Regions from separate parts of the Homo sapiens genome. Here region 2 is linked to region 1. The links are chromatin loops, found by intact Hi-C in ENCODE. Cell type or tissue: mammary epithelial cell. All regions are shown on one strand. Each heading gives the region's core, and the rest is flanking DNA. Links, peaks and the distances in the headings are about the cores only.

Evidence for each region. A loop is a pair of places that touch in the nucleus more often than their neighbours do. Peaks named below come from ENCODE experiments on the same cell type or tissue, not always from the same donor. Only the 100,000 strongest peaks of a DNase experiment are listed, where the experiment ranks them.
Region 2: a loop joins it to region 1, with 20 times the contacts of the local background. A loop is called at or near these places in 2 of 110 quality-filtered maps.

The regions. Positions count from the first base shown.
Region 1 is chr11:62,079,908-62,085,675 of GRCh38, reverse strand. LINC02733 (long intergenic non-protein coding RNA 2733) reads left to right here and starts at 3,354. Exons shown (of 3, transcript NR_183616.1): 1 at 3,354-4,062. In mammary epithelial cell, for the core only: a CTCF peak has its summit at 3,453 (motif pointing right); a DNase peak (open chromatin) is centred at 3,435.
Region 2 is chr11:61,744,224-61,749,991 of GRCh38, reverse strand. DAGLA (diacylglycerol lipase alpha) reads right to left here. Exons shown (of 20, transcript NM_006133.3): 20 at 2,991-5,768. The coding sequence ends at 5,503. Among named protein-coding and RNA genes, the nearest start is that of MYRF, 5.5 kb to the left of the region's middle. RefSeq lists enhancers at 244-1,105, 1,966-2,827. In mammary epithelial cell, for the core only: a CTCF peak has its summit at 2,130 (motif pointing left); no DNase peak of the experiment used is centred there.

The sequences.
Region 1 (5,768 bases), core at 409-5,408:
CCCTTTCAGTTTTAGAGCTGAGAAGATCTATCAAACATGAATTTGGCCACAAGCTGACTCTTTCTCTAGGGGTAAATCTTGACCATTTACTAAAATGGGGAAAACAGATCAGTAATGACAGGAGTGAAGAGAAGGCTAGCTAGTGTATGTCCAGTGCTTTGTAAAGTTGCAAGGCTTTTTTCCTAAACCACACATATCCCACATATACACCTAAAAACCTAACACTACAAGGCCATACATGAATTGCCAGAATTATACAGACCTTTTCTGAAATGGTTATAACCTGAATGGTATAAGCATTGGACAAAAACACGTTGAAATCTGAGATCTCTGCAGTTGTATCCCCACAATATTTGAAGAAATAATTTATTGCCAGGCATGATGGCTCACGCCTGTAATCCCAACACTTTGCGAGGCCAAGGCGGGCGGATCACGAGGTCAGGAGTTCGAGATCAGCCTGGCCAATATGGTGAAACCCCGTCTCTACTAAAAATACAAAAATTAGCCAGGCATGGTAGTGGGAGCCTGTAATCCCAGCTACCTGGGAGGCTGAGGCAGGAGAATTGCTTGAACCCGGGAGGCGGAGGTTGCAGTGAGCCGAGATCACGTCACTGCACTCCAGCCTAGGTGACAGAGTGAGACTCCATCTCAAAAAATAAATAAATAAATAAATAAATAAATAAATAAATAAATAAAATAAATATGATTGGGTACGATCTAACACTAACAGGCTGAATGGGGAAACCCAACAAGGCCCATCTGATCAGATTCTTCTTGGTCTCTCTGTGCAGCATTCCTTCCAGGGAATAGGGCAGGACCTGTCTGAAATGAGGGTATTGTGACCTACAATCAAAGTAGGCCAGAGAATTTCCTCATGACCAGCTCCTAGACAGAAAGATAGGAAAAGAAGCAGGTAAAAGGTGGGGAGAAAAAAGGAGCAGGTAAAAGGTGGGCAGGAGAAGGTCAGAGAGAGAGAGAGAGATTCTGTTTCCTGAAGCCTGCTTGTGAGAACTAAAGTGCCCTAACATTATAACAGAAACTGTAATAACAAGAGCTATGGGAGTTATAAGCCAAGAATCATGGGTGAAAACATTTTATATATATATATATGAAAGACATATATATGTTTATAACACATATGTATATGAAATGCATACATATATGAGACACACATATATGTTTTTTCATCCATGGTTCTTGGTTTTATATAAATATCACAACATGTATTTTCAAAAGTGTGAAGCAATTGAAATTCTCCTACTTGAGGACCATAAATAGTTTAATCACTTTATTTTATTTATTTATTTATTTATTTATTTTAGACAGAGTCTCGCTTTGTTGCCCAGGCTGGAGTGCAACAGTGCAATCTCTACTCACTGCAACCTCTGCCTCCCAAGTTCAAGCAATTCTCGTGCCTCAGCCTCCCAAGTAACTGGGATTACAGGCGCCTGCCACCACGCCTGGCTAATTTTTGTATTTTTAGTAGAGACGGGGTTTCACCATGTTGGCCAGGCTGGTCTCAAACTCCAGACCCCAGGTGATCTGCTTATCTTGGCCTCCCAAAGTGCAGGCATTACAGGCGTGAGCCACTGCGCCCGGCCTAGTTTAATCACTTTAGAGAGCACCAGCAACATCCAGTATAGCTGACAATGCGAATAATACACACCCCAGCAACTCTACTCTTGGTCTGACCTTAAAGCAAAGATTCTCAGCCCTGGCTCCATGTTAAAAAACGCCTGGGAGAGTTTTGTTTTTATTTTTTAAATCTGATGTCTCAGGTCCACACTCAGAAATTTTGATTTCATCTGTTCTGTGATGAGGCCCAGAAATGGTCTTTTAAAAGCTTCCTCGGAGCTTTTAAATGTGTACCCTGCCCAAGAGAAAGTCACCCATACAGATAAAGAAGCATTCACCTTGCACCAACTACATAAATAAAATCAAGGGGATTTAAGCATCTAAATGTAAAAAGCAAATTTTTAAAATAATTTTCAAAATTAAATGACTATCTTATGACTTTGGAATACAAAAAGATATCATAAAGACCAGGCACAGTGGCTCACACCTGTAATCCCAGCACTTTGGGAGGCCAAGGCTGGAGGACTGCTTGAGCTCAGCTATTTGAGACCAGCCTGGGCAACACAAAGACCCTGTCTCTATTTTTCTATTATTTTAATGAATTTAAAAAAAAAAGTCCAGGCGCAGTGGCTCACCCCTGTAATCCCAGCACTTCGACGGGCAGATCACCTTAGTTAAGTGAGAGATGGCGAAACCCCATCTCTAGTAAAAATACAAAAAATTAGCCAGGCATGGTGGCAGGCACCTGTAATCCCAGCTACTCGGGAGGCTGAGGCAGGAGAATCGCTTGAACCTGGGAGGTGGAGGTTGCAGTGAGCAGAGATTGTGCCATTGCATTCCAGCCTGGGCAACAGTACAACCTGTGTCTCAAAAAAAAAAAAAAATATATATATATATATATAGATACACACACACACACACACATATATATACGTGCATAGTTATACGAGGAATTTTTCAGCGGTAAACGTGAATCAACTAGAAATATATGTACCAACATGAATAATTCTTAAACACAATGTTGATCAATAAAAGCAAGATATGGCCAGGTGTGGTGGCTCGTGCCTATCATCTCAGAACTTTGGGAGGCCAAGGTGGGCAGATTACTTGAGGTTGGGAGTTCAAGACCAGCCAGGGCCAACATGGTGAAACCCCATTTCTACTAAAAATACAAAAATTCGCCAGATGTGGTGGCACGCACCTGTAGTCCCAGCTACTCAGGAGGCTGAGGAAGGAGAATCGCTTGAACCTGGGAGGCAGAGGTTGCGGTAAGCCAAGATCACGCCACTGCACGCCAGCCTGGGTAACAGAGCGAGACTCCATCTCAAAAAACAAACAAACAAACAAAAAAGACCTTCAGAATGGTACAGTGTGACATCAATTTTTTAAAATTGAAACACAAATCAATACTCTGTGTGTTTATGGATACATATGTAGGTTTTACAAGTATGAAAACAAACATAGGTCTGAAAAACATAATCCTGAATTTTATTTTTACCTCCAACGAAAAAGGGAAAACATCTAAAAATTAAACCCAGTGTCTTTTGGAGGCATGATACTCTAGAGCTAAGTTGTAGATTTTTTTCGTTATTTTAAATGGTATTTTAAGATGCGCAAAAAGAAGTACAGGTGATGATACAACAGACTTAGCTGATATTTATGACTCAGCGGTACACCTAAAATATTACAGGTTTATTGGAAGCCCTAATCCGATTTTCCTTTCTCCTTGACCGGATGGATTATCCTGCCTCTGTGAAGTGTAACTTTAAAGAGAAGGCGAATGAGCTTCTAGAGAGCTACCAAGACAGTCACTACTTCATCATCAGTAAAAGCTGTTTACTTCCGATGTGTAATAAACCCACGTGACCATTTGGGGGCGCCAGAGTCCAGCACAGGCCGGCCGAGCCCGCGTTCTTCCCGGGGAATGCAACAGCTGATTCACCTGCTCCACGCTGATTAATAATCAAACTACCATTGTGTGGGGCCTATCTTCCTACTGGACCTCAAAACCCACCTACTCCACAAGTTTATCTTCACAATTATGAGCTACCTGCTTCACGTCACACTACAGCACCTAAAAGCAAATAATAAAGTTTATTCTTGAGTTAACCTGCCTCTGTGTTCAGCCAATCCCTCCTGCACGTGAGTGATGCACCTGGATGCTGCATAAGGAGAGATGGAAATACCTAAGGTGTGGTCCTTACTTCCAAGGGGCTTATAGCAGAACGAAGACTCGAAAGCAAGCACACCCACAACCACAACACAGCCGCTGGCACACACAGCAGGAAAGACACCGGGTTTAATGGAGCAGAGAAAGGGGGCGTCATCTCCAGGCACAGCTCCATGAAGAAGATGACATTGACCTGGGAGCTCTGAGCCTTCATATAATGAGTAAGCTTTCAGCTGGAAGAAATCCCAAGTGGAGAAACAGGAAGCTATAAAAGAGCAATGGTTTTGGATTCACAAAACCTGCCTGAGTGAACCTGGGTAAGTTGCTTCCCCTTCTTGATCTCAGGAAGGGTTTTGCAGAGCTGGCAGCCACAGGCACAGGTGAGCAGATGGCTTGAGCTCAGAAGTGCAAGACTAGCCTGGGCTACATGGCAAAACCTGGTCTCTACAATCTGTAGAAGTTTTCCTTTCTAGCTACAAATTAATAAATGTTAATTTGAAAATAAAAATTAGAAAATCTAAGAAAATATAAAGAAGAAAATTAAATTACACCTAGTTCTGAAGAGGCGCAGTGGCTCACGCCTGCAATCCCAGCACTTAGGGAGGCCAAAGCGGGAGGACCGATTGAGACCAGGAGTTCCAGACCAGCCTGGGTAACATAGTGAGACTCCCTCCTCTACAAAAAATTAAAAAATTAGTCAGGTGTGGTGGTATGTGCCTACAGTCCTAGCTACTGGGGAGGCTGAGGTGGGAGAATCGCTTGAGTCCAGGAGTTTGAGGTTATAATGAGCTATGATTATGCCACTGCACTCCAGCCTGGGCAACAGAGCACGATTGTGTCTCAAAAAAATATATATATATGCTTAATCTTTTCACTTAGAAATATTTTCTTCTTATTTTTTCTATCAGCTCCTCCAATTTAATGTACAAAATGAGACTATACTGAATATACCTTTTATATCCTGTTATTTAACTTAACATTATATTGTGACTACTTTCTCGAATCAATGCATATAATTTTGTCTGGTTTTGCTTTCTTTTTCATCAAAGATGTACATGCACATAATCTAAGAATCAGTAGTTCAAGTCCCTCTTCTATCCTGCTCCCCAGATCAAAACTTGAAATATTTTAGTCAATTCCTTTGGGATTTACTTCCATGTCTTAAAATAACACCGTATTCATATTCTACTTACCAGCACGTGACTATCAGACATCACCTACTGACTTCTGACTCTGGAAATGGGGGTTTAGCCCTCTCCCCACCCCCATCACTCAGCCCCACCTTTTATTTTTCCTAGATTCAATGCTGGTCTTATTTTTTATTTGTTTGCTTTGCTTTCTCTGTACCTATCTCTGTTTTTTTTCCCAAATATTTCCTGAAGGTGTGAAACTCCACTCTGTATATTTAAGCACATTAGGCATTTTACTATGGCCACAAGTGGTGGCTCATGCCTGTAATCTTAGCACTTTGAGAGGTCCAGGTCAATGGCCTGAGCTCAGGAGTTTGAAACTAGCCTAGGCTACATGGTGAAATCTCGTCTCTATAAGAAACATAAAAAAATTAGCCGCAGGGTGCGGTGGCTCACGCCTGTAATCCTAAGACTTTGGGAGTCCATGGTGGGCGGATCATGAGGTTAGGAGATCGAGACCATCCTGGCTAACACGGTGAAACCCCGCTCTACTAAAAATACAAAAATTAGCCAGGCATGGTGGCACGGGCCTGTAGTCCCAGCTATTCAGGAGGCTGAGGCAGGAGAATCACTTTAACCCGGGAGGCGGAGGTTGCAGTGAGCTGAGATCACACCATTGCACTCCAGCCTGGGTGACAGAGCAAGACTCCATCTCAAATAAATAAATAAATAAATAAATAAATAAATAAATAAGCCACAGGCTGTGGTGGTGTGCAGCTGCAGTCCCAATTACTCAGGAGACTGAGGCAAAAGGATTGCTTGAGCCTGGGGATAGAGGCTGCAGTGAGCCATGTTGGCACCACTGCAAACTAGCCTGTGTGACAAAGCAAGAA
Region 2 (5,768 bases), core at 221-5,220, 340 kb after region 1:
GGTTGGGGGAGGGGGTGCTGAGGCCGGCGGGTGCCTCACAATGAGGTTTTGTCCCTCTGGGGGCCGCTCTCAGAGCTGTTGCTCTTAGATATATAGAATGGGATTTTGCTGGAGGCCCCAGCTGTGTGTGCTGACCGCAGCTCCCTCACCGCCCCCGCAGGGGCTGGGCTGAGAGGGGGGAGAGGGGCCACACTGAGACTCCTATTCTTTTCCAGCTGATACACCCCAGAGGTTTTTCTCCCTCCGCAGACTCCCTTAAGACAATTGTTATTCTCCACCCTGCCCCTCCTCCACCCGGGGTCAGGCCTGCCTGCGGACAAAGTAGACACCCGCCTACACCACGCGATTCTGAGAAACGGATTTACATTACGAGTCGCCTGGGACCAGCCACAGAACCAGCTTCTCTACAAGCCTCCACATACCCACGGATCTTTCCTCCGTATCCCACATACTGCATAACTGACCATCATCTAAGTTCTCACCACCATCCGTTGAGCTACACATTGTCCCTGTCCTGGTCAGCAAGGGCTGGAGGTAGAAGGGAAGACTCGTACTTTGTCCCTAACGCCCCAACTCCATTGCATTATAATCAATTAAGAGTATAGATTATTCAATCTCTAGGGTAGCCTTGAAGTTGGAAGGGGTGGAATGGAGCCTCCTGTTAACCCTGTAGCAGCTGACCTGGCTAAGGGAGCTCAGGCCCTGCCATCTCCCCTGTTACACTAGGTCACTGAGCAAAGGAGCAACTGTCCCCAGGGATTTTCATCTCTGGACTGGAGGAAAGAGGTGGCTGAAATGTCCCAGACTCAAGGGCTCAGCCAAGAGTTGAGGCTGCCATCTGCCAACTCCATAATGAAGTTGGGTCCCAAGCAGCGCTGGGGCAGAGGCTGGGGCAGGAAGGTGGCTGGGCCGGTGAAAGTAGCCCAGGGGACTTGCATACAAGGACCTAGGGGGGCCCATCAATGGAGATGAGTCCTCATCTGTGCCCCTGGCTTCTCTACCGAGCCACAGTGAGTGAGGGGCTGAGATTTCAGCCCTAGCCCAGCAGACATGGCTGTCCCCTGTAGCCAGCTCCACCTAGTCCCCAAGGCCTGCCCTCTGTCCTCAGAGGCCTCATCTATAAAGCACACTCAGTATCCCTGCCTTACAGTGGAGGTAAAGTGCCAGGTCAGTGATCAGTAAATGGTGCCCTCTCCAGTTCCAATCAGCTCTCAGCACCCATCACTGTCCCTTGAGTGGGAGCAGGGCCAGGAGGAGGTGGTAGACCGAAGGCAGCACTGGGGAGAGGGATGCTGGCACCTGAGGGTTAATGGGTAATGGGCGTAGAGGCCAGCCCAGGAGAAGGTACAGCCCTGTCCTCCCCACCGTGGGACTCTCCTGGCCTCCTGTGGACCCACACAGCACTGGCATCAGGCCATTTCGCAGAGGAAGAGGAGGGCTCAAAGTGGGGTGAGTGTCAATCCAGCAAGCCAGTGAGGCTGGTGGTCCAGCTTCCCCGGACTAGGGCCCAAGGGCACACCTGAGTGTGGGGTCCTGCAGGGTAGACCCCTTCCTGACTGCAGGGGCACCGGGACAGGAGGGGGCTGCTGCAGGTATTGAGTGGAGCGTGAGGCAGAGTGCCTCTCTAGCCCTTCCCAGCACTGCCCTCTCAAGACCCTCCCCAATGCCACACCCTGGCTGCAGCCCCGGGCAAGCCACAGAGCCTCCCTGGCCTTCAGTTTCTTCTGCCTGTGCTGTGCTCACTGGACAGGATAATTTGCAGACCATTGAGACCACTGAGGGCAAAGAACCTCTGAAAGCCATCAGGTGTGGTGGAGGCCAGAGTCCTAGGCTGAGAGGCCCTGATTCTGGTCCCCAGTCTGTCCCCACCTCCCATGCGACCTTGGGCAGGTCTTCACCCTTGTTTGGCCCGTTTCTGCTTCTGTTCAGTGGCTGTGGGTGAAGACAGGCTCTAAGGCTGGGGGCATTCTTCTATCACTCTCCCCAGCCCCTCACCAAATAGAGCCACTGGACACTGGGGGCCGAGATGGGGGCAGGGTCAGGGGAAGGGAAAGGTCCGGTCAGCTTGGCTGGGTCAGTGCCGAGGCCAGACTCTGCGGCCAAGGCGGGACTGACTGGCTGAACAGCGCCACCTGCTGTGTAGAGGGGGCAGGCCCCACCACCTGGGCCTTCCAGCCACTCCCTAGGCCTCACTGCCCGGAAGCTATGCTGGCCTGGGGTTCCTGGGCTGCACTGGGTCTGGCCAGGTATTTTGCGCCCTCTCAGGAAAGCCCTCAGCAAAGACTTCTAGTGGCCCCTGCATTTCAGTGCTGTCCCACTGGGATCTTCCACCCCTGCCTGCCCTAGCTGTCTGCATTGTTGGGGAGGGAGGTGGGCATGGTCAGACTAGCCTGGTCCCCCAGTCGCCAGCTTGGCAGTCTTGGGCAGCTAATCCTCTCAGACCCCTCAGGGAGGAAGGGGAGGCCAGCAAGCTGTATCTTTCCAGGCTGTAGTATGAACGTGCACCCGCTGGTACATCTCTCACACAGGCAGGACTCCGCAAGTGGCTGCCCTCATTCACAGGGGGCTTCAAGGGTCTTCTACTCCCTCCCTGCAACTCAAAGTGTGGCCCCGGGCCAGGGCACTAGCCGAGCAGGAGCAGGTAAGAAATCTATACCTGGGCCCCACCCCGGACCACTAAACCCGCACCTGCATTTAGCAAGCGCCCCAGTGAGTCATGAGCACCGTGAACTTTGAGAAACGAAGTTCTAACCCAATACAGACAAAGGGCTGGACCTGAACCACCCAAACACACCCTGCGTCTTGTGGGTGAAACGGGCTCTGGTCCCAAGGAATCTGTTTCCCCCTTAGGCTTTCTGTTCCATCCAGGGAACAGTGGCAGAGGCCCCCCCGGCCCCCGGCCCCATGCCAACCCCCTGCTCTGCTGCAACCTCGACATCAAATTTCTACCCAGTCCCCACCTGATGCAAAGACATTCGAGGCAGCCAGCGTGCTTCTACATCCAGTTTATACACAGCTCTATACAATATACAGAAACCTTTATATACAGATATATTTATAGAATAAGCTATATTAATTTGTCTCTCCTTTTTACAGCAATATTAGTTTGGATCTTTCATACATTAAGTACAAAAAAAGTCTGGGGAGAATGGCACGTAAGAGAGTGCATGAGGGTCTGTGGGGCCCGGCTGCTCGCTACTGATTGCATATGGAGTCGCCCAGGCCCCTGGGAGGACAGGCCCGCGCACTTGTGCTGCAGGTCTGGGGATGGAGTGGGGGTCGGTCTGAGCCGAACGGGGCTGAGGGGGGTGGCTCAGACCCCCCAGTGTGGTATGGGGTGGAGGAGGGAGACGTGCAGCAGGCCCATCCTTCAAGGGCGAGGTGGGTAGGAGCCAGGTTAGGGGTGGGCTGCCCCTGGGTGCCCAGGATTGAGCCCAAGCCTGCCCCAGCCCCAAGCCTGAAACATGGTGTGGCTGCAGCCTTGGGGGTGGGGGGTCTGTCCCTGATGGCTCGTCCTGGGGTGGACGACATGCCCACATTAGAGGTCCCAGGACCCACCCTGGCAGAGGAGGAATTAAAAGGCCAGACATCAAGTCTCTCCCTGTGACTGGCCACGGTGCTTGTCAGATCTTTCATCTGAGAGTCTGTCTTGTTTTCTAAACTCTAAGAGCCACTGATTTTGTCTTGCTTCTGTGCTGGGCTGAAGCTCTGTATGCCTCAGCAGGGCCAGGGTGTCCTTGAGTCTGGTGAAGGCGGGAGTTACAGAGGATGAGGGGAGGCCCAGCTCCCTCTGTCAGGGTGGGCAGGGGCTCCCAGGACAGCCATCCAGGCCAGTCCCAGCTGTGTGGGGAGCCGGGGGCCAGAATTCAGGCCCCCAGGTACCAGTGATCATGAGAGGGAGGTCTCTTGGTCGGGGGAGCCTAGGCCACCCAGGGAGGCTGCAGGTGGAGCCAGAATGGGAGGGACCATGCCGCTGCAGAATGAAGGCACGAGCAGGCGGTCAGCCGTGCAGTCAGCGCCTCGGTACACACCAGTTTTCCAAAACGGGTCACAGCAGCAGGCGCGATGGGAACAGATGGTGCCTAAAGCTGAGCTTGTCCCTGCGACCCTGCCTCAAAGGCCCCATCATGCTCCCCTACCGTTTTCTTGGCAGGCTGGGAGGGGCAGCAGGCAGGCAGGGCAGGTAGGGTGGGCAGCCCCAGAGGCCCCTTCCTTAGGAACGGTGCACACTCATGCACATGCATACGCGCCAACACTAGCATGCACACCCTCCCACCCCGCTTCTGGGGAAACTCCGGGTCGCTATCTCCCTAACTGCTTCCCAAACCCAGCAGGGGAGGAAGCCCTATGGGGACCTCAGGCTAAACCGGGACTGCTCCCAGCCCCAGGCCCCTCCCTGGGCAGTGGACAGAGGTCTCCAGCCAAGGCCCACCATACCCCACTCTTGGCCCCACCTCCTACCAACAGGACATTGGGGGTGGGAGGGAGGAAGGCCTGCTCCCAGGAGGGTGCCCAGGCCAGCGAGGAGGGAAAGCTGAGGGGAACAGGGGTGTGTTGGTTCCAGATCCCAGGGCCCAGAGCTGCCTAGGCGTGGTGGGGGTGACACCAAGGGGTGAGGTGGGGCCCTCAGAGGAAGGGGGCTCTCAGTGCCTTCCTTCCACCCAGGGCACTGACTCTGCAGCTGGGGTGGTCACAGCAGTGCCCACCACCCTTTGGGTGGTGAGGATCCTTGGGGGTAGAAGGTAAGCCAGGAAGTAGCCAGCAGGCAGGGCAGGCCTGGGTGCCCAGGACCCATGGGCAGAGGAGGCAGCATGAGAGGCACAAGGCAGAGAAGGGGCGGCCCTGACCCCACCCTCCTCTGGCCCCTCCAGGCCCCTGGCTGCCTTGGGCCCTGCTCAGAGGACGGCTACTGAACACATGATTGGGCGGGGGGCTTGCAAGCCCAGAACACATCCTGAGCCAAGCCCAGCAGCTTCTGTAAACATGTACAGCACTGCAGGCCACCTCGGCAGGGGCACCCCAGGGGGCCGGCCAGCAGGCACCAGATCTGGGGGGTGGCCAGGACGATGCCGGCCTGGACCACAGATGAGAATACATGTGTCGGGGGGCACTGCTCTCCACCTGGCCCCTGGGAGAGCAGCCAGCAGGCAGTGATGGGAGGCAGCTTGCCCATGGCCTGTCCTGGAGCAGGGGGTGCCAGAATGCCCCCATGGAGGGCAGTCAGGCTGAGTGTGGCCCACCCAGCAGGCTGCCCAGGCTCCTCCCCACTCCACACCCTTCCCCATCTTTCCCCATCTGTGGGGCCAGATCCCAGCCACCTTGGCTCTGGGGGTCCTAAGCTGAGGTAGGGATGCGGACCCCCAGCTCAGCAGCGATGCCTGTGCCTGAGGCTAAACTGCCCCTGGGGGTCTGTCCTTAAAGCTGCCCGGCAGGGGGCAGGCACCAGGTGCCCACAGGGCCACCTGCTCCTGCCTGGGCCCGGCTGGCCACGCAACTGGGGTGCTAGCGTGCTGAGATGACCAGCTCATCTTGCTTGGCGGGGCTGGCTCCGTGGCCAGTGGGGGTAGAAGTCCGGATCTTGTCAGCCGCCAGGCATTCCTGGCTACTGAGGCCCGTGGGCGTCAGGTCCATGAGCTCACCCGAGGAGCTGAGCGGGAAGGAGGGCGAGAGTGAGATGCCCGAGGAGGGGTCGGCTGAGCCGGCAAAGAGCCGTGGGGGCTTGGGCACCAGGTTGGGCTCGAACTGGGCACGGAGCAGGATCTCTTGCT